Linked DNA regions of Mus musculus: regions 2 and 3 are each linked to region 1. A link is a loop called in an ENCODE intact Hi-C map of the cell type or tissue named here. Cell type or tissue: left cerebral cortex. All regions are shown on one strand. Region 1 overlaps Dock10 (dedicator of cytokinesis 10). Region 2 has its middle 41 kb from the start of Gm39667. Region 3 holds the start of Cul3 (cullin 3).

Evidence for each region. A loop is a pair of places that touch in the nucleus more often than their neighbours do. Peaks named below come from ENCODE experiments on the same cell type or tissue, not always from the same donor. Only the 100,000 strongest peaks of a DNase experiment are listed, where the experiment ranks them.
Region 2: a loop joins it to region 1, with 2.4 times the contacts of the local background. A loop is called at or near these places in 3 of 42 quality-filtered maps.
Region 3: it touches region 1 in a loop (2.1-fold over the local background); 2 of 42 quality-filtered maps call a loop at or near these places.

Annotation. Positions count from the first base shown.
Region 1 is chr1:80,500,096-80,508,095 of GRCm38, forward strand. It overlaps Dock10 (dedicator of cytokinesis 10), which reads right to left. Exons shown (of 56, transcript NM_175291.4): 54 at 5,526-5,626; 55 at 5,230-5,368; 56 at 973-1,731. The coding sequence ends at 1,612. Among named protein-coding and RNA genes, the nearest start is that of 1700016L21Rik, 58 kb to the left of the region's middle. In left cerebral cortex, a CTCF peak has its summit at 4,852; DNase peaks (open chromatin) are centred at 687, 1,883, 4,030, 5,035 and 1 more place.
Region 2 is chr1:80,377,685-80,385,684 of GRCm38, forward strand. It overlaps the pseudogene Gm6189. Among named protein-coding and RNA genes, the nearest start is that of Gm39667, 41 kb to the left of the region's middle. In left cerebral cortex, no CTCF peak of the experiment used is centred here; DNase peaks (open chromatin) are centred at 3,224 and 6,691.
Region 3 is chr1:80,336,426-80,344,425 of GRCm38, forward strand. It overlaps Cul3 (cullin 3), which reads right to left and starts at 4,265. Exons shown (of 16, transcript NM_016716.5): 1 at 3,821-4,265. The coding sequence starts at 3,886. It overlaps Gm39667 (a long non-coding RNA gene), which reads left to right and starts at 4,488. Exons shown (of 2, transcript XR_865570.2): 1 at 4,488-4,725; 2 at 4,803-8,000. In left cerebral cortex, no CTCF peak of the experiment used is centred here; DNase peaks (open chromatin) are centred at 3,172, 3,386, 3,904, 4,274 and 2 more places; H3K4me3 peaks cover 3,050 bases; H3K27ac peaks cover 2,130 bases.

The DNA of each region.
Region 1 (8,000 bases):
TTAAGCATATGAGTTCCAGTTAGGATACACACACAGTCACATACACACACAGACACAGACACATACACACACAGACACAGACACACAGGCACATAGACACAGACACACAGGCACATAGACACACAGGCACACAGACATATACACATACATTATATATATGCATGCATATACACACACATACACACATACACACACACACACACACACACACACACACACACACACACACATCTCCTAATTGATACCGGTTGATTAGGGCCTGGGGATGACAGAGGCAAGCCAGAAAGCACATGTGGAAGGCACCTTAACTCTCAAGACTGTATTTCTCTGTGACCCAGTATGAGCTGTGGTGTTATGTGGGCTATGTGTATGTCTGGCTCAATGTGGTTACCTGGAGACTAGGAATGTTTTAGGCTTTTCAGACTCTACCTAAACTGATTTTGGTCACTAGCTTATATTTCCCATTTCAGTGGTTCTAGCAAATCACATGTCCCAGCTATCCCCCTAAGAGAGAGTAAAGTACAATCCTACCACAAGTTTATGGACTGCAGAAATAGAATTTGTATGGATAGCCGCGACAGTCATCTAGATTCTGGTCTGTATTGATCCTAAATCATTCTAATATCCTATATTTAGAAATCCTCAGTGTGTTTAATTCCTCCCTAGAGGATTCTCCAGGCTCAGTCTCTGGTCCCTCTTTGGCTTTTGGTAGGCATTCAAAGCACAGAGTATGAATGGTTCAATTGCTATCCAAGAAACCCCACTCACAGCAGCAACTCGCCCACCTCTCAGGTACTTATGCCGCCCCCTCACTTCTAAGTAGCTGTAGGTGACCTTAAATGTCTCACCCTCCCGTCTCCACCTCCTGAGTGCTGGGAGTGCAGGTGTCACTGCCATGTCTGGATCAGTCAGGGCTGAGGGCATTTGCGCATGTCAGGTGAGTACCCTACCAACCCAACTCCCCAAAGGAAATCAAGTGCAAAGTAACTGTGTTTTTATTCATATTATCAACAGCAAAATACTTTTTGTAATTTCACATCCCATTGCTCTTAAAAGCACATATATTACAAATAAAGGTAGTCCACAAACTTTAGAGATTAGTATTTATCAACAGTTTTTACACATACACAAATATTTTAATATAACATCTGAAACGTTACCCATATAATTTTGGTACTTTCATAAGTATCAACTAAAAACATTCTTTGAAATGTGATAAAAACCATATATTTTACAATCTTCTATTTACATTGGAAATATGCTTAAATGTTATAAAAACATTCACTTTGACCTCTAAAATGCGTGTACAAGGACCTGGAATTGAACAAATTACACCCAAGAGCAAACTCAGTTTGCTTTTAAGCTGCACGTTCATTGGAATTTCAGAACAAATGTTTAGCGTGGCTTGATCAATACTACTTCAAGGAAACAAAGGAATCATAGAAAATGTGCAAATTCAGAGGCTGGCAAAATTCCCAAGCTAGCAAGGTAAACAAGATTAACACTGTAAAAACTTCAAATAAATTAAATCTATCTTTTTCTTCCCCGAGATTAGCTGCAAAACATTTAGAGAGTTCTCTGAGAGGTGCATCGGATGCTCCAGGGTTCCTCTCAAACCTCCGCACTGGATGAGATGGAGACCACAGGTACAGCCGCGGTCCCCTTGCTAGTTACACGTGTGGTGTAGGGTCGCTCCACTCCGCACTTTGCTGGGTCGTCCCTGCCCGTAATCTTAAAGCAAGACAGATACAATACATAGACATAAAAACAAATAGAGATCAGTTTTCATATTCTCAAACACAGAATTAAAACCCAGAACAGTGCCTCATTCCCAATGGGGTGTTAGTAAGTTTGGAAAATATCTTAGTCAAAGTGGTTCTGAAGAGTATTTTCTTCAAAGCCCATATGCTGGTTGCTATGGGGATGTTCAAAGTAGCTTCACCACACTCTGACTGTCAAGATATGAATTCATAAATGTTTAAGTGGTTACAAATGTATTTGATTAATTCCAGCATCTCAGTCAAAAAATTTATAATTTATATTGCTAACATCGACCCTAAGGGGGAAAACGTTGGAAAACTCACCTGAATGTTGGCATTAATGGGAGTACAAGCAAATCAATCTGACTTACCCGAAAATAATGTCAATATGTCTACATGACACGTTGTCAGCTGCATCACAATAGCCGTATGCAAACAGTAGCCACAGCCCTACAGAAACTGCAGGCCCATCCTGAAGTTTATCTTTGTACAAAAGGGATTTGGTATTTGTTTTCTGCTATGATTTCCTCACTAACCTCACACACTCTGATGTGCGGATGTCCTATCCCAGAGCGCTCAGCATCTGAGTGTCCCATGCTCGCCTTACACCCTTCCTCGGGTCAGGGTTACAAGATCCTGCATATTATGTGTCTAAAGTGTATTCGAGTCTGACAGCAAGCCCCGTTCACATCTCACTCTTCTGGCACTAGGACAGAATGGCTCTGCTCCTGCCTCTGTGTTTTAAGTTGGATCCCCATGGCCACAGCTGACTGGATTCTGCTGCCATCCTCACTCAGTTGAAACGCAGTTCCAAAAGAGCATCTTATATTTATGCTTCATTTGCATGCTTGTATGAGTTCCATTGGCCCCAGCCAAGGAAAGGTCTTCATGGATTTGGTTTGAGGCTGTTTATGAAACTGAATTTCTGGCTGCCTATTAAAGGAAGGGGTGCCTTGTCACTACCAATTCAAAGTACTTGTTTTCCACATCTCCATTTTACACACCAACATTTGGCTCTGTTTCTTCTGTTTTTATTTATTTATTTTTTTAAATGAGTGCATGGATGGGCATGCATGCACATGTGACACTTGCATGTGGAAGCTGGAAGACAGCCTGGGGGAGTCTGTTCCCTCTGTCTACCACGTGGGTCCCATCGGGCTTCAGGCAAGAGTCTTCAACCAACAAATCACCTCCCTGGCCTCTCCAGCTGTTCTCATCCTGTTTTTCTTTTTGAGAAAGGATCTCGTGTATCTCAGGCTGGTCTCAAACTTGCTGTGTAGTCGATGGAAATCCCAAACGGCTCCTGTTCTCCTGTATGCCCAAGTGCTGAGACCACAGGTATGTTAGAGGCATGATCCTGGTTCCTCTCGTAATGAGTGTTTCTCCCTAACAACATGGTTATTTCTTGGCCCTGGGGGGGGGGGGGAGTGCATATGGCGTAATTAACTTTGTGTTTCTGTTTCTATGGCAGTTGGTTCAAATTATTTCTGATTTTCCAAGCTAGGCTGGTAAGTTGTCTGTGCTTCTTCTTCTGTAGTACGCACGTTCACATTCAGACAAAGGAAAATACTCCATTATCAAGTCACCTGTGTGACAAGGACTAGCAGGAAAGTCACCTTTCTCTTCAACAGATGTGTTTCTTTTACTGAATAAGGACATTGGTGTAACCCTTCAGATTGCTCGCTTTGATTGGTTTTTCAGAAAGCAGAGAGCCAAATTTTCCTTCTCTTGTTAAAGGTTTCCTTTATAAAACAACCATTTTCTATTTCTCTCCTCTTCAACACCTGGCCTGTGTTTTTCTTTTATATTTTGAAGTATCATGAAAACATTTTGGGTCTTTGTTTTGAAAAATTGAAAGAGCTCAAAAATACATTTAGGAGAGGAAGGAGCATGAGTTTTCTTTTTGAAAGCTAAGCTGTCAACATGACGCGTTTTCAAGTGGCAATGAAGACGTAACAGTAGCTGAGCCACCAAAGCTGACTGGGGCACAGGGCTAGTGATGAGGAGAGGTGGGTGGACAGGAGGCTGCAGGACAGGATAGACGTACAAAGAGAAAGACGTACCACTTTTGCTCACAGTACTGAGGGAAATGCTAGACACAGAGGCGCAGAAGCTGTATAGACATGGACCACGACAGAGCTGCCAGGAAAAAAAAAAGAGAGAGAGAGAAAAATATTTTGCCAGATGGTTCAAGGCCAGGCGTGGCTTACAGTGAGAGACAAGTGTGGTTTCCCAGCATTTATATCCATTCTCCTCATTTAAATCTCAGATTTAATAATGTCTCCCATGTGTGCTCCACCAAAATGTTTAATTCCCACCACCTCTCAGAAATCCCGAGTTAACACAATCTCTGTTGGGAATCCTATCTACAGAGATTTATTCTTTCCATCATGTCAGCCTACCATTCCTTCCTCCTTGAGCTACTCTGGAGTGTTAAAAGGAGTGGGCAGAAGAAGACAGGGAAGAAGGAAAGCATCAGACATGTGATCCGGCATGCTGGAAAGTCCCAGCATTTGCCTTACTCTGTGGTGATAGTACTAGGTCATTAGGGGGAGGAGAGGGAACCGATATGAAACTAGTGATATCTCGTTACTGGGAAGGCTACAGATCACCACCCAAGTAGAGTGTGAGAGTTGATGGATGCTGCTAAGCAGGCTGGGGAAGTTCACTTGATGTTCAACTGCTTGCTTTTAGTGCCTCCAAAATACTGTCATTCTTGAATGGTCACAATTCATGCAAGCCATACAGAATACAGTGGATATATAACCAGGATCACGAACGACTTGATTATGGAGTAGAGTTTGTTATATATCATATATGATGTTATCAATGTATCTATCTATCTATCTATCTATCTATCTATCTATCTATCATCTATCTATCTATCTATCTAATCTACTAGCTATTATCTACCTATCTATCATCTATTATCTATCTCTCTATTTATTTATCTCTATCTATTTTTTCCCTTTTCTCATAGTTGCGGACCTCTGCTTGTGGTCCAGCATCTTCTAAGGAAGTTTCAAGGTTAAAGACCCATGGGAGCATGGGAAATCCTGAGGTTCACTCTGAGCATGGATATAGAAGCCCCTAGTGGCAAAAATGTGAAATGCCACCCCATATCTTCGGTATTAAGTTCCTCAAGGGACTGATGGAGTGGCAGCAGGCCTTAATGGGGGTTGGGGTGGGTTATCCACCTTGTACTTCTCAGTGTCTAACCAGACCTACACACTCTAGAGAGCCAGTACTCTGTATGGTTTGGGTAAATACCTGTAAAATTGTGGAAAGCCTTTCAGTTCTCATATTCTCTTTCTGTAGGTGTTTCTGTGCTTTGGGCCAAGGGCTGTTGTACACAGGGAGAGAGAAATTCAACACCACAGTGCTGATGTCAGGAACAGTGCACTAAGGAAAGACTCTGCAGTCCGCTAGCAATAGCCAGGAACTGCGGGTCACACCAGGGGAGGCTCACCTGCTCATTCATGATGGCAGACAGTTCACTGAGCATGTCCTTATAATGGGACCTCAGTTCTTCCTGGTACTCCAGCTGGTCTTCCTTGATGAGACGCTCATTCACATCAAGAGCCTGCCCACACGCATCTGCAAATTGCCTTTAACCACAACATTAAGCAAATTAAAATCCAGTCACAGGAACAGGCACTGGGTTCAGTGACTTTGGGTCCTAAGCCAGGTAGGTAGACTGCCGCCTTGAATGGTGTTCATGCCTTTCTGTATGAAGTAGGTAAAAGAGGAACATTCCAGTCTTACCTGAATATTTCCTTTAGTAGCTTAACTTGGTTGTCAGGATACTTCTTTGCATTAGTTTCTTCAAGAAAGGCTCGAGCATAAGCCATTGGCCCAGCATTGACCTATGGGAGAAGAGATTTGGCTGAGCCTGGTTCCTCTTCTTTATGAGTCGTTTCCATGGTAAGGAGAGGGTCAGTTTTCTAACCAGTCACATAGTACTCTGGCACCCTCACACTACACTGTAATCTACCACTTTGTATTCTTGCTGAAACTTGTTTTTCTAAGGGTCAATAAGCCACTAATTAGATGCGCTAGAGTTTGGCCTTTTTTGTTCCCCTTGTCAAATTCAGTCATGTGTCATCTTATGATGCTGCGACTTCTTTGCATTGAAACATCCCCACCCCCAAAGGAAGAGGTGGCTGGTGAGACTTAGAAAATAAACAAAACCTTGTTAAGTCCCAGAAAGCTGAAGAGCTTCACAAGATGCCTCCTGGAGGTTGTTCCTAAGCACAAACACTTGCAAGGAAGAAAGAGACCCTAACCTGCGGAGCAGACTAGCTGCAAGTTGAGCAGGGAGCTCCAGAGACTCAGTGTATGTGACTTGTCACCTGTGTTGGGGACATCTGAGTCATGCATGCTTCTGTGAGTAACTCCTCACGCACACTCCAGTAAGCAATCCAAGGAGCCTTACTGCTTGCCAAGTTGGGCTTTGATACGATCACTACTAGCTTTTACCATTGGGTCCCTGTCTGGGATGAACGGGTGTTTGAACGGTCCCCAGGAAATGTCACAACACACAGTCCCTCTTGTCTCCTGTTGCCTTCACCTACTTCTTGAGTGCCATTTCTAAAACAACTTGGAAAATGGGAGTCCTTTCTTTTAAATACTTTCACCGAAGTTAAATTTAGTAATTTTTGACATCCAGCGTTTGATTTTTTTTCTTCCATTAGCAGTAAAACAAACACATAATTGTTAGGAAAAGATACAACAGAGGTAGTGGTATGTGCACTGCCCCCTCCCCAGCACCCCCAACCCCACTGCCCAGCATTTCATGTTTCTCTGTGTGCCACTTGAAAGCCTTGCCAAGATCTGGGCCAAGGAAGCATTTATCAGAGTTGCTGAATAAATGCATAACTAAGCTATTTGTTTTTTCTTTTTCTCTTTCTTTTTCTTTTTCTGTTTGTTTTTCTTTTTCTTTCTCTTCCTCTTTCTTTTTCTCTTTCTCTTTTTTCTTTTTCTTTCTCTTCTTTCTTTTTTCTCTTTCTTTCTTTCTTTCTTTCTTTCTTTCTTTCTTTCTTTCTTTCTTTCTTTCTTTCTCCTCCTCCTCCTCCTCCTCCTCCTCCTCCTCCTCCTCCTCCTCCTCCTCCTCCTCCTCCTTTTCTTTTTTTTTTCTCTTCTCTTCTCATTTTATTTTGCAGTGCTGGAGGCTGAGCCCTGGACCTTGCCTATGATATGTATGTGCTCCACCACTGAGATACATCCCCTGCCCCCAGCTTTACAATACCAGCTTCTATTCCCATGCACGCGCATGAGTGAAGGGGTTCATTTCTCTTAGTGATATAACCCATTAATATGGGTATGGGTTTGGAAAGTGTGGTGATTAGCTTTAATTTTCAACCTCACAGTGAGAATCATCTGGCAAAAGGGTCTTAATGAAGGATTGCTTCCTCTGTGGGCTTTTCTGTCAGGATTATCTCCATATGTGAATTGACATGGGAAGACAGCCTACAGTGGGCGGCGCTATTCTCTAGGCAGGTGTTCCTGAAGTGTAGAGGAGAGAAATCAAGCTGAGCAAGCAAGCAAGTGAAGATGTGTGGGTTTGTTTCTCTCTGCTCCCGACTGTAGATGTGGTGTGACTGGCTGTGTGAAGTTTCTGCCTTGACTTCCTACAATGGCAGACTATCACTGGAATTGTACGCTGGAATAAATCCTGTCTTCCTGAGGTTGTTTTTTTGTCAAGGTATTTTATAATATCTTGAAAATATCAACATTTATTAATATTAATTATCAATCATTAATTATAAATTTAACAACTTATATAATTAATAATTTATAAATAGAAAATCAATATTAATATTAATAAAGCAGCAGCAGAAAGGAAACCATGATAGATGGGAGCTAATGTTGCATCCGAGTCAGATGCCCTTGGACACTGAGTTTTGTAGTACAGTGGGCATAGTCACTGGTGTTACATGCCCTTTGATTCTCCAGGCTCATCCTCCTCCCAACTCTGCCCAGGGCTGCTGACTTGTCTTGCCTTAATGCTCAGTATGAACATGTCTATTTATTTCAGTCTTTTTGAGCCAACCAGCGGGGCACAGAAAAGAGAAACGGGCAAGAGTTGAGCATATCAGCACCAGCATCAATGAGTCTTCCTTTTGGTACAGGTCAAACACGGCCGGGAAAGGCATTGCTGCTGGTCTGATTTTATCTAAGACTTTATGTTTCCTTCTTTCTCTTTTATTATTTTAAAAATCTGGTTTTGACATATTTATT
Region 2 (8,000 bases), 120 kb before region 1:
ACACCTTTAACCCCAGAACTCGGGAGACAGAGGCTGGCAGATTTCTATGTTCTATGTCAGCCCGGTCTACAGAGTTCCAGGTCAGAGCCTGGTCTACAGAGTTCCAGGACAGCCAGAGCTACATAGAGAAACCCTGTCTCGAAAAAACAAAAAAACAAACAAACAAAAAAACCCAGAACAGTTGCCTTGAGCCAGGCAGTGGTGGCTCATGCCTTTAATCCCAGCACTTGGGAGGCAGAGGCAGGTTAATTTCTGAGTTCGTGAAGGCCAGCCTGGTCTACAGAGTGAGTTCTAGGACAGCCAGTACTATACAGAGAAATGAGAGAGAACCGGGTGTGGTGGCACACGCCTTTAGTCCCAGCACTTGGGAGGCAGAGGCAGGTGGATTTCTGAGTTCGAGGCCAGCCTGGTCTACAAAGTGAGTTCCAGGACAGCTAGGACTATACAGAGAAACCCTGTCTCAAAAAATAAAAGAAAGAAAGAAAGAAAGAAAGAAAGAAAGAAAGAAAGAAAGAAAGGAAGGAAGGAAGGAAGGAAGGAAGGAAGGAAGGAAGAAAGAAAGAAAGAAAGAAAGAAAGAAAGAAAGAAAGAAAGAAATGAGAGAGAGAAGATGGAGAAGAGGATCCCAGACAAGACAGTCCTGCAAGTCTCAGCACCTGAGACTTGCATGATTTGAGTCCCCCCTCCCCCCCAGGAAAGTAAGGTAGGATGTCTTAATCACAGAGAGGTTGACAAAATTGGAGCCTTGCCATAAGAATACAGTGGCTGGTTCCTGCCCTATCTGCTTGTACTTCCTATCCAATGCTATTTTGGAATAAACCCAAAACCCTGGTAGTAAACACCTGTTTTAGGGTTACAAATTCAGGAGCCTTTAGGGGGCCACAGAAATTGTTCAAATATTAGATGCAGGCAAGTATAGGGATAAAGACTTTTATATTAAAAATAAAGTTCATTGTGTTGATTCTAGCTGCCTATGACTTATAAGGTTGGGCTTAACTCTCCAAGAAGCCCTATGTAAGTCATTTCAGCCAGAGACTTATGGGTAATGCCTTAAAGAGGTGTATGGGGGCGGGGGTGGGGGGGACGGTGGCTCTCTACTTAGCTACTTCGAATTTAGACAGGCTATCATGAAGGATGATGGATGTCCAGAAGAGGCATCGTTTTGAGCAGGAATAGCACAGCCACACTAAGAGAGCACACTAGTGTAACTCATGGGTTTGAAAACAATTCATTTGTATTAGATAAAATGTAACTCTGTCTTATGGCTATGCAGCAGAAGATGAATATAATACAAAAAACACTTAAAGTAGTAGAGCCACCCTGATGAGGAATCTTAGATTCTAAAATGACTGAAGCCTACAAATGCCTCACATTCTTATCTGTAGACCAAGATCATCCTTAGCCTGTTCAAGGCTATGCAGTGAAACTGCCTGAACTTTAAGGCTGTAGAAAGAAAACCTACTGATTTACTAGGCATTTCCTAAAGTCGTTGGCTTTCCTAGGAGTCAGACAATTACTCTTAAATCCTTGTTTCTCCACTCTAATGCCAGGCATGTCTGCCTTTAGGTTTATTAAAAATTGTTTTTTTTTTTTTTTTGTTAACTACAATTGAACTGAAAACAATAATGCCCAGGTTTAATACCTCTGCCCCAGCGTTTGATAGGCTGATGTATAAATTTACAATTCAATGCAGGAACACATCCATCATTCACCAGAGTTGGGGAGACTTGTCCCCCGCTAAGAAGCTATGCATTATTAGTTAATCTCTTCACACATGGTCTAGCATACTCATTTATTCATAAGCAAACTTCATACACAACTAACACATGTCACAGTAAGCACTTGATGCTTTCTCCATGGCAAATTGAAAGTTCTTTTAAAGAACATGTGAAACAAGTGGGAAGCCGAGGCTAGCCTGCGCTGCTTCAGTGGTGTTGAATAGTGAGGTGCATGGAGCAAATGTTTACCCAGCCCTAGTATGCTTTTCAGGGGGTTCCATGTATTAGCCAGGGTTCTCTAGAGTCACAAAACTTATGGGTATTCTCTATATAGTAAGGAAATTTGTTGATGACTTACAGTCTGTAGTCCAACTCCCAACACTAGTCAGCAGCAGCTGCGAACAGAAGTCCAAGGATCTAGCAGTCGCTCAGTCCCACCAGGCAAGCAGGCCAAGAGAGAGAATGAATATTCCTTCTTCCAATGTCCTTATATAGCTCTCCAACAGAATGTGGTCTCGATTAAAGGTTCGTGCCACCACGCTTTTAATCCCAGATGACCTTGAACTCAGAGATCTCCCTGTCTTAATCTTCTGGAATTCATAGCCACTATGCCTCAAGATCTCCATGCCAAGATCCAGGTCAGAAACCTGTATCTCCCAGCCTCCAGATTAGGATCACTGGTGAGCCTTCCAATTCTGGATTGTAGTTCATTCCAGATATAGTCAAGTTGACAACCAGGAATAGCCACTACAGGCCACTTTGAAGAACTGGAGAACAACAGGACCTGGGGCTCTGGGGTTTTCTGAAGTTATATGTTTCTGTTTCTAGTATGTATTAGTGTTCATATCCATAGGACATTTACATGTTATACACACACACACACACACACACACACACACACCCCTAAACAGATATAAGAAATTGGCTCATGTGGTTAACGAAGCTGACAAGTTCTGGGGTCTGCTGGGAAAGTCGGCACACTGGAGACCGGGTAGAGCTGATACAGTCTTTATGCTGAGAACAGTAGACTAGAAACCCAAGTGAGTCAATGTTTTGGATGTCGATGCTCCAGTTAAGAGTCTATGGAGGAAGAATTCTTTCTTACCCCAAGGAGGGTCAGTCAGCCATTTGCTGGGGTTGCAATGCTTTTATTTGTACACACAACAGACTAAACTTTTTTGTTTTCTAAGAAAATAGAGATCTTACTAATGTAAGTAACTGCATAAACAAAAATATTCAGCTTTCTTAAGAAAAAAAAAACTTAGTCATCTGCTGTTTGCATGCAATGTCCTAATTACAAATTATTTTTAAAATCTCATTATAAAATGGAAAAAAAAGGAGCATTTTTCTAAAAGCATTATGTTATTTAGGCTGAGTCCCTTATGGTCACCAAAAGCTGAAAAAGGAAAAAGCTAGTTAAACAGTAGAAATGACTTAACAAATCTCTGGCTTCTAAAGGATGTTCTCTGAACTGCCCGTGGGCGTCCACTGTGTTCGGATCAAGCTTTCTAAACTTTCATGGAATGGAAGCAGGGCTTATTTAGGGGGAGCACACCATTTTGCAAAAGTGAATTGCGGTAGTGACAGAGTTTTTATTTGCAAGCGACTTCTTTCTTCCCTTGTAAAAAGATCTCATCTTTGATGTGTCTTTAAGAAAGTCAGAAAACACAGATGAACCTGAGAAAGCTAATACTGTCCACCACATCTAGGAGACACCTGACAGTCTTTCGATGATTTATCTTAAGAGGATCCTTGGTCCTGTGAAGGCTCTGTGCCCCAGCAGAGGAGAATGCCAGGGCCAGAAAGCAGGAAGGAGTCGGTGGGTTGGGGAACAGGGGGAGGGAGGAGGGGATAGGGGATTTTCGGAGGGGAAACTAGGAAAGGGGATAACATTTGAAATGTAAATAAAGAAAATATCTAATAAAAAGAAAAAAGAAGCTGGGCATGGTCGCGTATGCCTTTAATCCCAGCACTCAGGAGGTAGAGGCAGGCAGATTTCTGGGTAAAAAAAAAAAAAAAAAAAAAAAAAACGCAGGAAAAAAAAGTGTGAAAAAGTGTGGTTTTTCTTTTCCGTTGATTCTGCACAGGAAGCTCTGGTTCTCACACTTGCAAACAGTCATTTCCCTAACTGAGCTATGTCCAGCCCCCTGCTGTCTTTTAAATACCAGTTGTTAAGGAGCTGAATAGGGCAACCCTTAAGCACTAAAAAGAGAGATTTCTTTGTTTATGAAAAACAAATGAACAAAAACAATTATTATATTCTCAGGAAAATATCTCTAAACTGGAAACAAGTGACTCACAAATGATGACAAGAGTTAAATGTTTACATGTTATATTTGCGTTTTATAGCTAAAACTCTCTTTATGATGCACATGCCTATGGGTATGTTTTGAAGGTGTTGTAGCTAGTGTTGCCATCTCTGTTCAGAACCTTTTTGGCACCCTGTAGCAATTAGCAGCAATTTCATGGGTTCCTTCCCAGGTCCTGATAACTACCAATTGAATGTCTTTCTCTGGATACTGACCTATTCCTGCAGTTTATATAAGTGGTAGTACACAACCATGGCTTTTCTGCTCCAGCATGTCTCTCTTTAAAAAAAAAAATCTAATTTTTTTATTAGGTATTTTCTTCATTTACAAATGCTATCCCAAAAGTCCCCCATACGCCCCCCCCCCACTCCTCTACCCACCCACTCCCACTTCTTGGCCCTGGCGTTCCCCTGTACTGGGGCATATAAAGTTTGCTAGACCAAGGGGCCTCTCTTTCCAAAGATGGCCGACTAGGCAATCTTCTGCTACATATGCAGCTAGAGACACAAGCTCCGGGGGTACTGGTTAGTTCATATTGTTGTTCCTCCTATAGGGCTGCAGACCCCTTTAGCTCCTTGGGTACTTTCTCTAGCTCCTCCATTGGGGGCCCTGTGTTCCATCCAATAGCTGACTGTGAGCATCCAATTCTGTGTTTGCTAGGTCCCGGCATAGCCTCACAAGAGACAGCTATATCTGGGTCCTTTCAGCAAAATCTTGCTGGCGTATGCTATGGTGTCAGCGTTTGGAGGCTGATTATGGGATGGATCCCCAGGTGTGGCAGTCTCTAGATGGTCCATCCTTTCGTCTCAGCTCCAGCATGTCTCTTAGGGTAATGTTCTCATTTCATTTAGCCTGGCACACACCTTTAATCCCAGCACTCAGGAGGCAAAGGCAGGCAGATTTCTGAGTTCAAGGCCAGCCTGGTCTACAGAGTAAGCTCCAGGACAGCCAGGGCTATACAGAGAAATCCTGTCTTGGGGGGGGGGGGGGAGGGAAAGAAAAAGAAAAAAAAAAAATCAAGTTTCATCTATGTAGCAACAAATCAGCTCTCCCTTCCTTTTTATGTTTAGATAATATTCTGAAGTGTTACATTTTACTCATACATTCAGCAGTCGATTCTTTCTACTCTCCAGATGTTACAAATAATACAGCCAAAACAGTTTACAAGGTTTCTTTGTTCATTAGTTTGTTTGTATAAAGTGTCTTAGTATTTGTGATGTACTTTCAAACCTCTTGTCTCACTGGCCCTCACAAATACTGTGTGGAACAAGACAGTCTCATTTATTTTATTTTATTTTATTTTATTTTTTTCAATCTGACATGATTCTTTCAAACCGGCTATCTCAGTTGTTTTATTGTTGCCCCTCCTCCCACACAGTGCGACAAAGGACATCAAGAGCACCAGAAGGAGGGCGTCAGAAAGCCTCTGGGGACAGGAATCTCCCTGCGTTGCAGACACTTCTCCAAGAACTGCTTGAGACGTATGAAAGAGCCCATCTGTCCTGAGCTCGTGATGGCCTCAATTCTGGGCAAGTAGTCCTCTTGGATGAAAAGTATCATCTTCCAGAACTGGACCTGGTTCTGCTTCATGAGGGCGTTCCCACACACCTCCAAAAAGTCAAACAGGAGAGTGGCTGTTACACCTGAGAGAGGCTCCATGTTTAAGATCTGTGCCAACCAGCGCCAGCCATGATTTAAGCCATGAGGATGAACCTCCTGCCGGTTTGCATATGGCCACTGGAGCTGGATGATGGCGGCATACAAACGGATCATCCCAGACATGCGTTTCAGAAAGCTTTCCTGCCGCTCAACCTTGGAATCCACAACTTGATAGCCAAGCATCCGTTGATAATCCTCCAAAGCCATCCCTTCCTTGAAAGCTGGGTAGAAAGGAACGGAGTATGGACACTTCTTGTGGAGATGAGCAAGAATGAGGTCTCCCACTTTGGGGTGGAGCATCCAGATACCAGAAGCCACCGCCGCAATGGGGAATGCCGCTTCGTGGTGAGAGGCCACTTCCTTCTCCCCTTGTTTCACAAATTTCTCTGCCAGTTTGTACTGGACAAAGTCCAGCCCCTGAGGGTTAAGAGTGACAGACACGGAACGCCCTCCAGATTGGACAGGCTTTCCCGAGAGCAGACTGTGGAGCTTATCAAAGACCTCCTTCAGCTTTGAACCTGAGATGCCGGAGATCTGGCTCACTGGAATGGTGGCTGCCTTCCGCAAATCCGTCCTTATCTTTTTCGTCTGACTGTCCTTGCTGCTGGTCAGGTCCTCAAAGGCCAACACACATTTGGCGGAAGCATCCTGAAGTTGCTGGTACCACTGCAGTGTACTATCTTGTACCTTCCCCTGCAGGTCTTCATTCTGCGAACCTGTTGGGCTTGGGCTGGGTGCAGAGCTCTGGGTGGGAACTCCTGGCCCCTGCTGCATCTGTGACTCCTGCCGCTTGACTTGGGCCTCTTCCTCCTCGTTCTTCTTCTTCACTTCAGAGGCTCTGGTGATCTCCTGCTCCAAACTCAAGAGGAGGTCCTGCATTTCCTGCAGGGCCAGCTCGGCCTCAGCTTGGTTCTCGGCCGTGGGAATGCCACTCTCCAAAGTGCTGCAAATGATGCCGGAGATGACGCTACACAGCTGGTTGCCCTGGGTCTGGAAGGCAGCCAGGTCCACATTCAGCAGGTCTTTGTGTTGACTGGAGGCATCCAGCTGCTGATTGAGCTGCAGGACCTCCTCTTGCAGGGTGTACAGGCTGCGCAGACGGGCCTGGCCTTCCTCCTTTCGAAGCTGCTCCTGCTCTGCCTGCTTCTCACGCTGCCGCTGCTCTGCCTCTTGAAGCATTAGCTTGAGAATCTTGGCTCTGTGGTGATGCTCAGCTTTCAGCTTCTCCTGATGACCCAGGGCTTCTCTGATACTCTTCTCCATCACTTCCTCTAAGTCCCGTAACTCCTTATTCATCTTCAACTCCTTCAGCTCGTCAAACTTCTTTAGCTGTTCGGATGCCATCTCTGAGAAGGCTTGCACCTTCCTTTCTTGCTCCTCCTGCCACTTCGTCAGGCCCTCTGTTGCTCTTATTCCAGATGCCGATTCGAACATTCGGATACAACCTTCCACTTTGATCGCTGGAGAGGACTGAAGTGCAATAGGTTCTGTGAACCGGGAGTCATGTGTGTTCTGGGTTCCATTCGATGTTGAGGGTGAGAGTGATTGTAGGGTACTTCTGACAGGAGACTTGAGTAGTGAGGATTGGTACAGGCCTGAAGCAGATCCAGAGGATGATGGGTTATCCGAGGAAGGACCATTCTCTTGAGTGTGGCGTAAGGTGTTGGGTAGAATGTGATCTACCACCCATCCAGAGTAAGAAGATAGTTTGGGGAGAGATCTGCATTCTTCCAAAACATCCTGGTTGTAGTGCAGACGGCCTTTGCTGGAGTTGCGGAGCGCCTTCAGGGTTTCCCAGCTGTGACCATCGGACGGCCTTGACCTGGGGAGCACCATCTTCTCTGAAGGAGGACTAAGACACGAGAGAAAGAGGATTCTTTCTTTCTGAGATAGGGTTTTTCTGTGTATTCGCAGCTACACTGGGACTCTTTCTAGACCAGGTTGGCCTAGATCAGATATCTGCTTTCCTCTACCTCCCTAGTGTAAGGCAGCAAGGAGAGACTACTGTGTCTCACCCTGGGCAGAGCTTGAGTATATATACATTTCCCCAAAGCCCCGCCTCCACAGTGACACACCTCTAATCCAACAAGGCCACACCTCCCCATAGAACCACACCCTACTCCAAGCATAATTCAATCACCACACCAAACAAACAAACAAACAAACAAACAAAAGAATAATCCTTACCGAATACTGGGTTTCTAAGGTAATGAGACACAAAAAAGAGGCTACAGAACACAATGTTAAAATAATGAATGTGAGAAATCAAAAGGCATAGACCAAAACCTGGGATGTAGGATTGAAAGAAAGGGAT
Region 3 (8,000 bases), 160 kb before region 1:
GCTAGCAACCATCTGCAACTCCAGTTCCAGTGGATCTGATGCCTTCCCCTGACATCCAAGGGCAACAGGCACATACATGATGCAGAGACATACAAGGAGGCAACAACACTCATGTACATAAAAAAATTTTAAAGATGAAAATTAATATTATGCTTTTTATTTCCTTTTTCTCTTTTGCTTTCTAATTTCTAAAGCAAGGAAACATTAACTGCTATTAAGTCGAAAGCATAAGTCTCAGTGTAAGCAACATTTTGATACACCTTCCTACATAATTTCTCTGTAAGAAACAGAGGATGAAAATAGATTTACAGTTAATTCCTGGCTTTGTGTGAATAAACTGTTATTCTCCTATATATACAGTCCAGATACTTCTCTGTACCAAGTACCTTCTCCAGGAAATAAACCTATCATGAAGATCAAAGATGTCCCTTAAATCTGGCAAATACTTTTGTAGCTAGAAATAGAAGAAACATCAACTATATACCCAAGTCCTCATCTCTTCATGCTCTAATGTCTGTCATGAATGATCTTAACATTTTTGTCTGTCACTTTGTAGGCACCATTTGCTGACCATGTTGCACAGGTGAAATTCATCTACAATCATGGAGATTACATCAAGAGTTGTCCCTGTTATGATTTAGCAAGCTGTATAAACTATGAACTGACATTACTTCTAGAACTCCATGGTAGCACTTTTAAGAGAACGGTCAGAAAGTAGAAGTGATTTTCAGTGTCTCCTAAATCTAAGGATAGCATTTTTATTCAAGAATCACATGTTCAATTCCAATCGAGCCTGTTAAAGCCCATGGGAACAAAAATTCTGGACAATACGACGAGGAATGGCTTTTCAGAGAAAGGTTAACTCAATGGACTATACAGAGCTGAGAATGTATGAATTAAAACATGTGGAAAAAGGAAAATATCTTTTCCAAAGGAATTACTTAGCTCAAATCCATACACAACCAAACTCCCTTCTTATTAATCTTCTGTAGCTCCAACTTATAGTTTGATAAGAATTTCAAAATATTATCAATAGGGGCTGGAGAGTGGTGCAGTGGTTAAAAGTGTCCCTTGCTCCAGCAGCAGACCAGAATTTTGGTTCCCAGCATTGGAATGGGTAGCTCACAAGGGCCTATAATTCCAGCTCCAGGGTATTTGACTCCACCCTCTGCAGGTACCTTCAGCATTCATATGTACAATTGAACACACGCGTAATTTAAAAATCTTCTTAAAATAATGACCAACAGAAAGATGTATAATAAGCTATACGCTACATAATGAAGGGAAGTCTAAAAATTAAGGGATTTTTTCTGACAACAGTTAAAAATACAGAAAAATTTGATCTTGTAAATAAATTTTGTAGGTTTAAACTGAGGGAGGGGAAAAAACTTAAAATATAAGTTAAGCTAATGTGGTGTAACTTTTATTCTGCTTAAAAATGTGAAAGCAAACTTAAAATATGCACTAAAAATGTAAGAGAACCTGATTTGGTAGAACTTTAATAAAGTACTTTTTTGATAAAGTACTCATCTATATATGAAATATATTCTGTAAGTTAACTTACCACTATTGTACAATGAAAAATCAAACAAGTCTAAACTTACTTCATTCCTTTTATACATCCATTTTATAAAAAACCTGAAATGAGCAACTGCCATTACTTATAGCTAACTACATATCCACATAGTATAACACATAACAGTTGTAGGAATACACACATGTAATAAACATAAATGGTATTTTTTGTGTATGAAATACTATGTATTTTAACTTCTAAGAATCCAAGTGGGTTGTACTTATATACAAGACATCTAATCTGAATGAAAGCAATTCTGACAGCCTAATGGACTCACTTCCCAGAACTCAATAAAATATCACTGGAGCATTATTTAGCCTCAACAATAGCCAATTATTTCAATGGGAACAACTTATGGTTATTTACTTATGAACTGGAAAACAAACAAAAAACAAAACAAAAATCTCAGTTTTAGTACTAGCCTATCACACACTAATACCATCTTCATTCAGCTAATGGTACAAAATTCTCTTCCTGCTTCTAATCCCTAATGCTAGCTCCAGAAACCACTGATCTTTTCCTTTTTCACATCTACTGCTAAGTCCTAAAGCTCTAGGAATAAACAGTGCCTGCATACAGTACTCAGTATATGGGGAGAGGAAAACAGGTTCAAGTAGAGAAACCTAGAGGTCAAAGAGCTGCAAACACAGATAAAGGTAGAACCGGTTACTCTGAAAAATATTAACTGGTCAAATATAAGCTCTTTCACATTTTACTAAACAACAAAGAAACAACAGAACCAAGAGTAAATATTTCCTAGAAAAATCAGTGTCATAGTTGATTAAAAAAAAATTAAAACATAAAAAACAACCATGTCTGAATTCGCTTAAAAAAAAAGAGGGAAGGATGTGGATTTGACAATCACTTGGGTGGTTGATTAGGTAGGGAAATTATTCAAGTTCATAAACCTGGCTCACTGTCCAATTACAAAGGAAAACATAATAGTTACCTTTATTGGCACTGTGTTTCTAGCATTTCTCACTTTCTGGTGTAATCTCTTATTTACTTAAAAAAATCGTTCATAATGCAATTATTATTAAAGTATCTCGTCCTCCTGATTATACCCTACATGTTAACATAGAGCCCATTTATTTACATAAAGGTGCAAGTTTTTACATGCTGACAATATGTCCCTTGCAAAGTCACAATTCTGCATCGCTTGTACACTTCTTTGGGATGAGGAATTCAGAGGCCCTCAAGTTCTCCAAGGCAAAGTTACTTAACTCAGACAATACTATCGTGGTCTTTCATTCCTCACAGCAAAGGGTACTTCAGGAAAAGCCTGTTCAAAAAGTGATGACAAAGGCCCCCTTCCCCTCCCACACGACAGAATGCTTATGAGTCTTAGAAGGGAAAAACAACCTCCCTCCGTTTTACTTTTACAATTCTGCTCCACTGATGGCTTGTCTATTTGACATTTACCTGTCACTGTAGCGACACGAGCAAGTACGTCCAGTTTGTTACAACAGGACATTTTAATTGCCTGCCACTGGCTATCTGATCGAGGCATGACATCCAAAGTTACATACTACTCCATCTACTAAACACCGCAAGCCTATGACTCAACGTAACGCCAAGAGGAAAAGTTTCTGAAGAGCAAATGTTTGCTGTCGCTAAAAACGTACAAGGTAAAACAAGTCTGAGTGGCAACTATTCTTGGGGACCTCCTTGACTAAGACACGGAAAAGCTGTGCCTGGCCCTCCAAGAAGTGGAGGGGCGATTCTGAACCGGAGTGGGTCAAGCGCTTAGGAAGCTTTGCAGGATCAAGGATGCTATAAATACTATGCTCCTAGTGTTTTGCCAGTGGGCATTTCTAGCATCTCTGTCAGTGAGTGGGGCAGTGGGATGGCAAGACCGCCCCTGACTACGGAGTCGAGCAGAGGTGGACAGTCCTCCCCACCGCCGTAAAAGCCGAGCCGGCTCCTTCTGGAAACCGCACGCTAAAAGTTACACACACGCCCCACGCGACGGGTGCGGCGGCCACAGCGCGCATCCCCTCAGGGCCGCGGCCCCCGAGGCCCGAGCGAAGGAGGCCCCGGGGCGGCCGGGGCGCGGGGAACGGCCCCGGAGGTGGCCGACCCGGCCCCGCGCCGCCCCGTTGCCGGGAAGCCTCGCGCTCCGCCACCGGCGGCGGCCGTGGGGGGAGGGGAGGCCGGCTGCGGCCTGTTGGCGGAGTTCAGCCCCGGCCTCGCGTGCGGCTCCGGGCCGCGGCTCCCGGTCCCGGGCGCCGAGGACCGACTCACCGGAAAGGCCCGGATCCGCATCTTGGTGTCCTTCCGGCTGCCCGTGCCTTTGCTCAGATTCGACATGGTGCTCGGCCCCTCCCCGGCGGCGGCGCTGACGGCGGCGGCGGCTGCGGCTCGCACTCGGAGGCGCCGGTGTCACATTGAAGGCGGGAGGGCAGCCGCGGGGCTCGGCGGGGGGCGGCGGCGCGGCCCCCGGGCTGGGCTGGGCGGCGGGCCGGCCCCTGGGCGGCCGCGGCGGCGGGGGCGGCGGCTCGGGCTCGGGCGGCTCGGGCTCGGCCGGGGGCTGCGCTGGCGCGGCGGCTCCGCGGGCTTCCCCTCGCGCCGGGCTCGGCTCCCTTTATCGCGCTCCTCCGCGATGGCGGCGGCGGCGGCGACGGACAAACATCTCACTGCGCAGGCCGAACGTCCTCCTCCTCCTTCTCCTCCTCCGCCTCAGCGAGACGAGATCCGGCCCAGAGGGTGGAGGGGGGAGGAGGGAGGGAGGAGAGCGGAGAGTGGAGAGATGGGGGAGGGGGCGGGAGGACGGGAGGGGAGGCGGGAGGCCGCGGCGGGCACGTCAGATCTCGCGAGATCGGGGCGGGCGCGCGGTCGGGGGCGGGGTGGGGCGAAGCCCGGGAAGGGAGGGCGCAGGGAGAAGTGGGGTCTGAACGTGGTGGGGAGGGGGGAGAGGGGTGGATTAAGGAATGGGCGTAGTCAGCGCCCTGGGGGGCGGGGCCTGGTGCAGGAGACGTAGGCTGCGTTTTCAAAAGAGGAGCGTCGGAGACCCCAGTAGGCTGAGGTGGCTTCTGATTGGTGGAGCGCGAAGGTGGTGGGTCACGTGGGTAGTGGGCGGGGGAATTTCCGGAAGGGGGAGAGGGGAGTGTTGTGTTGTGGGCTGGCGGGGCTGAGCTTGGCCCTAGTAGGTAGGTAGTCCTGGGAAAGGGCGTGGGGTGCGAGGAGGAAGGTTCTACGTCCTAGAACTGCTCCTGTGTTTTTCTAGGGCACGTGGCCTAGGGATGGGTACTTGAGCCCAGCCAGAAACTTGAAAGCAGGGTTTGTGCTTGAGTTACCTGCAGACTGCGAAACCAGTGTCCTGTTTTTAGCTAGGTGTTGCAGCGCCTCAGAATCAACCCGGCCTTCTTACACTGTACAAGCTCCTGGGTTTGTTCATTAGTTGATACCTTCTGGAGGATCCAGAGCCCACTAATGTTAAAACCCGGTTTTTGTTTGTGCCGAAATAAAACAAATGCCTAATATACTACAATATTGTGTTAAACATACGACCATTTCCAAGAACAGTATAGATCATTAAAACCAAAAGCACTGTGAAATTAAGTTTGCTGTAGGTTTGGAGACATTTTTCTATTTGTTCGGGGACTCTTATCCTATAGTCGAAATGTCCAATTCGACTGCTTTTGGCTTCTAATTCAGTATGAATCCTACATCTACCTTGCATACTTGCTCATTTGCTGTTTCCAACGCCCCTGGGAAATCTGAGATTCTCCCAGTTTTGGATCTTCCCATTTTGAGTGAACTGTTGTTGGGATTAGCACCTACAATTGAAATTGGTGGCCCATGACCTTAATCCCAGCATTTGGGAAGCAGAGGCAGGTGGATTTCTGAGTTCGAGGCCAGCCTGGTCTACAGAGTGAGTTCCAGGACAGCCAGGGCTACACAGAGAAACCCTGTCTTGAACACCCTTCACACACCCCCGCCCTCCAAAAGGGAAAACTTGATAAAGCTTGTTTATTTATGGTTGAATTGACCCTAAATTATTTGTAATGACTAAGCTTAGAGAGTTAAGCTAAAAATAAAATATCAAGAATGGGTTAAGTAAAACAAGGAAGGGCTCTGATGAATATAGTGAGTGATGCATAGTTGTTTATAACTAGTATGCTAATTGATTGCCATTTCCATAATTATCAGGATATAAAACCTTTTTCTATTGGCTGTCCTATCATATGGCTCTATTTCTTATTACAATATACATTTTAAGCCATTGGCTTTAATCTAAGCTCTGCCACTTTATCAGCTTTCCCGAAAGAACTGCATGTTCTCTCTCATGAGAAAAAGCCAATAGTATTTGTAATATGCAGTCAAAGATGCATGTGGGTATGGAGAAAGAAGCAACCCTGGATATAAGAATATCAGGAAGGACTGACTTGACTGCAGGTAATGCACACAGTTATGAAGGAGGATTTAAAAATCTTATTTTTAGTTATAATGCTGTCATGGATCTTGTTTTGGTTTTTTTGTTTTGTTTTGTTTTTTGTTTTGTTGCTTTTGGTGGTGAATAAGTGCGTGAATAGTAAAAGTGTAAAATTGTAATGTGACACTCCACAGCTTCCTTTCTAAATGCCATGTTCCAGGTGTTTCAGAAGTTCATGGAGTCTTATGAAGGTGATGCTTTATTTGCAAGTTTTTTAAAAAATAACAAAAACTATTCTACATTGAAAGGTTTAGCCTTATGAAAATCAGTGCATTGCCCTAATCTTTCTCGTTTTTCCATGAACTTGGGAAACCACCCAAAGCCAGAATAGAGGAATTAACTACCTTATGACCTATTGCTATTCACTTGCAAAACTATATAGCTATTTTCATTTGTTTTACAAACACAGATTTCCATGTTTGTGTTACTTAAGCAAAATTTAAATGCATTTAAAAGAATCACTATCAACTGTTTGGATTTTAACCACCAAAAAACTACCAAAAAATGCTTCAAAATTAATCTCATTGAGAAATTTGCTGATTTGTCCATTCATTTGTTTAATCAAATATTTACTAAATTGCTAGTATAGATGTGAAGTACTAGAATAAATGAATGAGTTGAGACCCACCATCATAGAACATAAAAGTCCTTTTCTATATCACAAAATTAGGAACCACAGTCCCAAGTTGAACTAAGCAATAATTTTCTGTGTGCTTCACCTCAGAAATCAGAGATTTGTTTTCTTTCTTAGGGAAGCAGCATCCTCAAAAATATATATGAAAAGACCTCTATGTCAGTAGACTATTCTTTGCCCCATGGTGGTCCCTCACTTCCAATGAAGATGACCTTTCAGATAATTATCTTTTGTGCAAGCAGCCACCTTCCTAGCAGAGCAAGCACAGTGCAATGAAAACACACTAGATCTTGCATGCCTGACAGTTATTATTCCTACTCTTGCTGACAGTGTCCTGACACAGGGAAACAGTGGCCTCAGTTCCATTATCCAGAGGAGGACATGCAGTCAGGCAGGTCAGGTCAGGCAGCTGGGTGAGCCAGCCCCTCATCTAAGTCCCAGACTGTAAAAAGCACCATAAGGTATGAAGAGCCTATGAAAGGGAATAGCAGCCACTTCTTGGCCATGAGTCTCTAGGTATCCAGGAAACCAAGCCATTGTAATCACTGCTGCAGACTCACGTGTTTGATTGTAAAGATAGTAGTTATTAAATCAGCTTACAGCCTAGCAATTCAATTAGAATTTTATGGTTTTGAATGGACCAAGACCATGAGAAGGGAAGTTCTATGCTTTTCAGATTAGAAAGACAAATAGAGAGTCCCAACTCCTTCATGACGGAGCTAGTTCTTACTTCTTTGTCTCCTTATAACTATTTCAGGTCAAAAGTTGTTCAGATGCCTGGTAACTGTGTGTTTACATCAAATTGTAAGATGCCATGTAATCAGAGGGAAATCAGAATAAACTGACAAATTAGCAAACCAACCACTAAAAATTGACTATAAAGACTTTACTGTCTACCTTTTCTTTTTATGTCCTGAGACAAGAAGTATGACACCTATGAGAGGACAAAATAAAGTTAGCAGTTTGAACTAAAGAAAAATCCACATACCTAATCACTTCATAAAAACACATCCCCTTCTCCATCATACTTTCATGCTAAATATAATCTGGTGGACAATTCTAGAAACTTCATCATTGACGTAGACAGTGTTCTGTTTATTCCACCAAGTGAATCTTTTGTGAATAAAACATAAACACACACACACACACACACACACATATATATATATATATATATATATATATCTTGGCAGAATATAAATTCTCAGTTATTGGCATTGCACCCATATGTTTTTTTAATTACTTATTAGCCATAATGTGTGTGTGTGTGTGTGAAGATCAAAGTAGGACTGAGTGACACAGTTCTTTCCTTCACCTTCATGTGGATTCTGGGGTTTGAACTCAGGTTAGCAGGT